Linked DNA regions of Homo sapiens: region 2 is linked to region 1. Evidence: read pairs that join two places in POLR2A ChIA-PET (ENCODE). Cell type or tissue: Caco-2. All regions are shown on one strand.

Region 1 (2,500 bases):
AGCCTTAGGGGGGCACCTTCTTAAGGGATTTTCGGGGAGTCCTCACACAAGCTTTACTTTTCAAGCTGGATTAGCACCAGACTGCATAAAATGTGCCTAGACCTAAATGCAGTCTTCCTAAGTCAGAGTGACTCAGCAAAGTTGGTATTAATATATTAACGTTACTGCTGAAGTAACTGAGGACCAGAGAGGTTGAGTGACTTGCTCAGGGTCACACAGTTTCGATGTAGCAAGGCCAGGGCTTGAATCCAGTTCTGACTAAATCCAGTGTTATGTCCTGGATGGCTTTGGCTCAATTACTGTTAATCTTATTGATTATCCCATTTAGAAGCTGAAACTGACCTTAGAGATCATCTGGTCCAAAGTGTGTTCAATTTCCATGGGTTAATAGTACTGGAAGATAAAGGGAAGCTCTGGTGTTAAATAAGTTTGGGAAATGTTAAATTAAACAAAGTTGAATAGATTTCTTTACTAGAGGATTTTTATTCTGCTCATGTGCATTCTGACTCTCCAAAAAAGGGGGGGATATTATATCTAATATTCCCCTAACTTAATTGGCCAAGACTCATTTTTTCATGCAACTGCCACTCAGTATCTCTCAGAACCGGTGTCCTAAGAAACACAGCAAATACAGATAGACGCTAAAAATGAAGGCCGGACGAGCTGATGATCTGAAGCCGTCAAGTGAGTCAGGGGCATGAAACATACGACCCTCTTCCTAGAAATCAGAGAATCTCAACTGGTCAAAGCTGAATGCAGCCCCTGCTGCCTGCCAGAAACGTGCTTTCCCACTCTCCTCCCCACTCCAAGCCAAACTTGAATTGGAGGCTTGGTCTATTTTTGGTGTCCTGAGCCCAAATCCTGGACCACTCCCAAGGTCACCCTAAGTTTTCCTTGGCTTGACTGCAACTTATTGCTCAGAGCCCTGGGCCTCGTAAGCAGGGACTCAAACAGGAAGGGCAGCAGCGAACCTACCAGCCCGATATCTGACCGGCTCTCCCAGAGGCGCATCAAAGCCACTCTGGCCACATCTTCGAACACCGGGTCACCAGTGAGGCTGCTCAGGGTGGCAAATTCAACAATGAAGGTCCCAATCCCTGCCGTACAGGTGACAGGGGTCTCTCCTGGGTTCACGCCATGAAGTAAGTTCACTGTTCCATATGGCATGCCAGTGGGGGTCTGAAAGGCTGAACAATCGACAAATTATGATCCCGGACAGGAGCAGGGGGATAGGGATAGTTCTGATACACGCCCAAAGCCTGGGACCTTAGCCAGCACTTCCCTCTTTCTCCTGGGTATCCTGCTAGAGTCTGAGCCAGAGAAAGATAAATGTCATAACTGGAGGGCCCTGAGCAGCCACCCAGCCCAGATGCTGTCAAACACTGCTCTGCATAACCTTGGGTTCCTGCTCATCATGAGGGGGCAGGGAGCAGGCTGTGCTCCACACACACTCGCTTTAGCTAGAGAGCTTTACCTATTTTTATTTATTTTACACTACGCCTTCAAAGCCCAGGCAGGTAACTTATTGTGATGCAGGCAGGGTTTAAGCCACAGAAAGTGGTGGGGCTTGTGGCACAATGACAAGAGTAAGCCCCGTTCAAAGCCATTCATAGACTTTTGGCTCACGCCTATAATCCCAGCACTCTGGGTGGCCAAGGCAGGCAGATCACTTGAGGCCAGGAGTTCGAGACCAGCCTGGCCAACATGGTGAAACCCTATTTCTACTAAAAATACAAAAATTAGGCAAGCGTGGTGGTGCACGCCTGTAATTCTGGCTATCTGGGAGACTGAGGCACGAGAATCGTTTGAACCCAAGAGGCGTGGGCTGCAGTGAGCTGAGATTGCACCACTGCACTCCAGCCTGGGTGACAGAGCGAGACCCTGTCTCAAAATAATAATAATAATAAACAAAGCCATTCATAGACTTTAAATAAAGATCTCTGCTTTAAATAAAGAGTATAGGGGCTAAATTATTTTTAAAGGGAAGCAAAATAGGATATAAACCACTAAACCACGGATATAGTATGACCCTCGATTTATAGGTAGGGAAAACCATGCCTGTAAAGAAGTAATTCAGCCACAGGTCACACAGAGAGAGTCAAACAGAGCTGGGATGGGAACGCCTCCCCTGTGCCCACCCCAGCCCCAGTCCAGTTCTCTGCCCGCCCCACCCAAGTGGCACCCAAGTGCCTTCTGGTTCAAGACGAGAACTGGACAACCAGCCAGAGGCAGAGATTTCCTCTCTGGGCCTAAAGGTCAAACAACTCCAGAGCAGCCTATGCGTCACCAAACTGTGAACAAAGGTGTCGACACTTCCAAGAACCACAGGGTCTAGCAACTGTGTCTGCCACAGACAAGAAACTTGCAATCTGGCAGGCACCAGCGGGAGAGCAAGTCACAACCAGGAAGGGCTCTAAGCAATATTTCAGAAAAAGTCAGGCTGTAATAAAAAGAAGAGGAGTGACAAAATCCTGTTTCTTGACCTTTTTTTATAAAATGA
Region 2 (2,500 bases), 120 kb after region 1:
GTGTTCAGTGACCACAGTGCATATGCGTGTGTGTGTGTCCTCTCTCTGCCCAGGTGGATGAAGAAACCCCGATGTGGTGTCCCTGATCACCCCCACTTAAGCCGTAGGCGGAGAAACAAGCGCTATGCCCTGACTGGACAGAAGTGGAGGCAAAAACACATCACCTACAGGTGCTTCGACTCTCCCTCTTCCTCCCTGCCTTTGGCTCCACCCTCACTCTGTTTTTCCTGGCCTGAGTTTCAAAGGCTCACAATGTAGGGGGGCCTGGGGATCAGGCTTACAACATAGGCCAAGAGCCAGGCATGTGGGCATTGGCACTAGGTGCTGAGAGCCCATAACCTTGTCCTCCTTGTGGCTTCCACAGGATGCTGTGACTCCAACCTCAGGTTTATTTGGTCCTCTGGGGGCTCTTAGTTGTCTTCTGTTTAGATGCCTATAGTTTTTAGGTTACAGGAAGTGGGGTATGAATGGTTTGGTAACTTTCAGCTGTGAAAAAGAATCGTGGCTTGCAGTGAGCTATATCATGCCACTGCACTCCAGCCTGCGTGACAGAGTGAGACTCTGTCTCCAAAACAAAACAAATGAAACAAAAACCACAAAACAAAACAAACAAAACCATGGCTTAATTCAGTCTCCTTATCACTGCCTGCCAAACCCCATTCCCTCTGATCTGGATCCTCCCACCCCAAAATCCACCTGATGGACTTCACCTGAGATTCCCAACGCAGAGTTCCAGTTGTTTCTTAAGGAGTATAAAGAACTGGGACCTGAATCATAATAGTGTCATCTTTGACTGTCTGGAGGAACCAAGGGCAGAGCAGGATCCATCTCCAAGTCAGATCAGTGGCCCAAGAACTAGATGATGGAGCCCATCACAGCAGACTGAAGCACCGGAGTGAGGCTGGGGCAAGGGCCAGGCATTGAGCAGGCTCAGGTGGGGGTGGGGCAAGGGGCAGGCACTGGACAGGCTCAGGTGGGGCTGGGGCAAGGGCCAGGCATGGGCAGGCTCAGGTGGGGCTGGGGCAAGGGCCAGGCATGGGCAGGCTCAGGTGGGGCTGGGGCAAGGGCCCGGCATGGGCAGGCTCAGGTGGGGCTGGGGCAAGGGCCAGGCATGGGCAGGCTCAGGTGGGGCTGGGGCAAGGGCCAGGCATGGGCAGGCTCAGGTGGGGCTGGGGCAAGGGCCAGGCATGGGCAGGCTCAGGTGGGGCTGGGGCAAGGGCCAGGCATGGGCAGGCTCAGGTGGGGCTGGGGCAAGGGCCAGGCATGGGCAGGCTCGGGTGGGTGCTGGCTGGCACTTCTCAAGGCTCTGCTGTCATCTCAGGTGGATCCCTTTGGTGCAGAGGCAAGATCTAAGACAGAGATCCTCAAGAGTTGAACTAAGGGCTCCCCTGCTGACAAGCACTCCCTACAGAACGGGACTTTTTTTTTTTTTTTTTTTTTTTCAGAAATCTGACAAGAGAAGGAAAGTTAGGGTTGAACTAAGGGCTCTTCTGCTGATAAGCTGTCCCTTCAGAACGGGATTTTTTTTTTCCAGAAATCTGACAAGAGAAGGAAACTTAAGAATCTAGGTTAGAAACTGAATAGACTCTTGGGTCTCTTGAAGGGGTAGAGTGGATCAAGAGAAAGAAGCACTGGGTTCTAACCCAACTCTGAGTAACTTCTATCACTAGACTTCTCTGGGCTTCAGTTTCCTTACGTGTGGAGTAGGTAGAATAATCCATGCCCCAGAGGGTCACAGGGCAGGGAACCCACAGGTAGTAACGTTGTTTTGTGAAGAACCAATGCAATATGAACACAGCGACGCTAAACAGCTAAACCTATAATGGATTAAATCAGATACCGGCCAGCTTCTAGGCAGACAAGCCAAAGATTGGTACCAAAGATTTTTTAAAGAGACTTTTCACTTAAACTCCTCTCTATTATTTGAATATTTTTATAACTTTTATAAATGAACATATTTCGTATTAGGGAAAAAAACTTAAAATTCAGAAAATGCTATCTACCAATTTCCTTTGGGTTTTTTTTTTTTTTTTTTGAGACAGAGTCTCACTCTTGTTACCCAGGCTGGAGTGCAGTGGTGCAATCTTGGCTCACTGCAACCTCTGCCTCCGGGTTCAAGCAATTATCCTGCTTCAGCCTCCCGAGTAGCTGGGATTACAGACTCACACCACCACGCCTGGCTAATTTTTGTACTTTTAGTAGAGACAGGGTTTCACCATGTTGGTCAGGCTGGTCTCGAACTCCTGACCTCATGTGGTCCGCCAGCCTCGGCCTCCCAAAGTGCTGGGATTACAGGCGTGAACCGCTGCGCCCAGCCCCAATTTACTTTTCTCAACAAACTAGAGTGGAATCCTTTATTCGACACAGCTTTGCTGGAGATCAAATGGAAAACACTGAGTAAAGCAAAGCCATCTGACTGAGGCAGGGTGGGGATCCAGAGCTCTGTTACTCAGCCTCTTCTTCAATCCCTGAGGCAGCTAAGCAGAATTCTAGGGTTCAA

What was found. ChIA-PET counts read pairs that join two places held together with the same protein. Peaks named below come from ENCODE experiments on the same cell type or tissue, not always from the same donor. Only the 100,000 strongest peaks of a DNase experiment are listed, where the experiment ranks them.
Region 2: POLR2A ChIA-PET joins it to region 1 with 7 read pairs; 15 of 35 experiments call an interaction of 5 or more read pairs at or near these places.

The regions. Positions count from the first base shown.
Region 1 is chr20:35,133,763-35,136,262 of GRCh38, forward strand. MMP24-AS1-EDEM2 (MMP24-AS1-EDEM2 readthrough) reads right to left here. Exons shown (of 15, transcript NM_001355008.2): 10 at 976-1,187. EDEM2 (ER degradation enhancing alpha-mannosidase like protein 2) reads right to left here. Exons shown (of 11, transcript NM_018217.3): 6 at 976-1,187. Among named protein-coding and RNA genes, the nearest start is that of EDEM2, 12 kb to the right of the region's middle. RefSeq lists an enhancer at 1-809. In Caco-2, no CTCF peak of the experiment used is centred here; DNase peaks (open chromatin) are centred at 969 and 2,259.
Region 2 is chr20:35,251,852-35,254,351 of GRCh38, forward strand. All of the region lies in intron 2 of MMP24-AS1-EDEM2 (MMP24-AS1-EDEM2 readthrough), which reads right to left. It overlaps MMP24 (matrix metallopeptidase 24), which reads left to right. Exons shown (of 9, transcript NM_006690.4): 3 at 54-170. Among named protein-coding and RNA genes, the nearest start is that of MMP24-AS1-EDEM2, 25 kb to the right of the region's middle. In Caco-2, no CTCF peak of the experiment used is centred here; no DNase peak of the experiment used is centred here.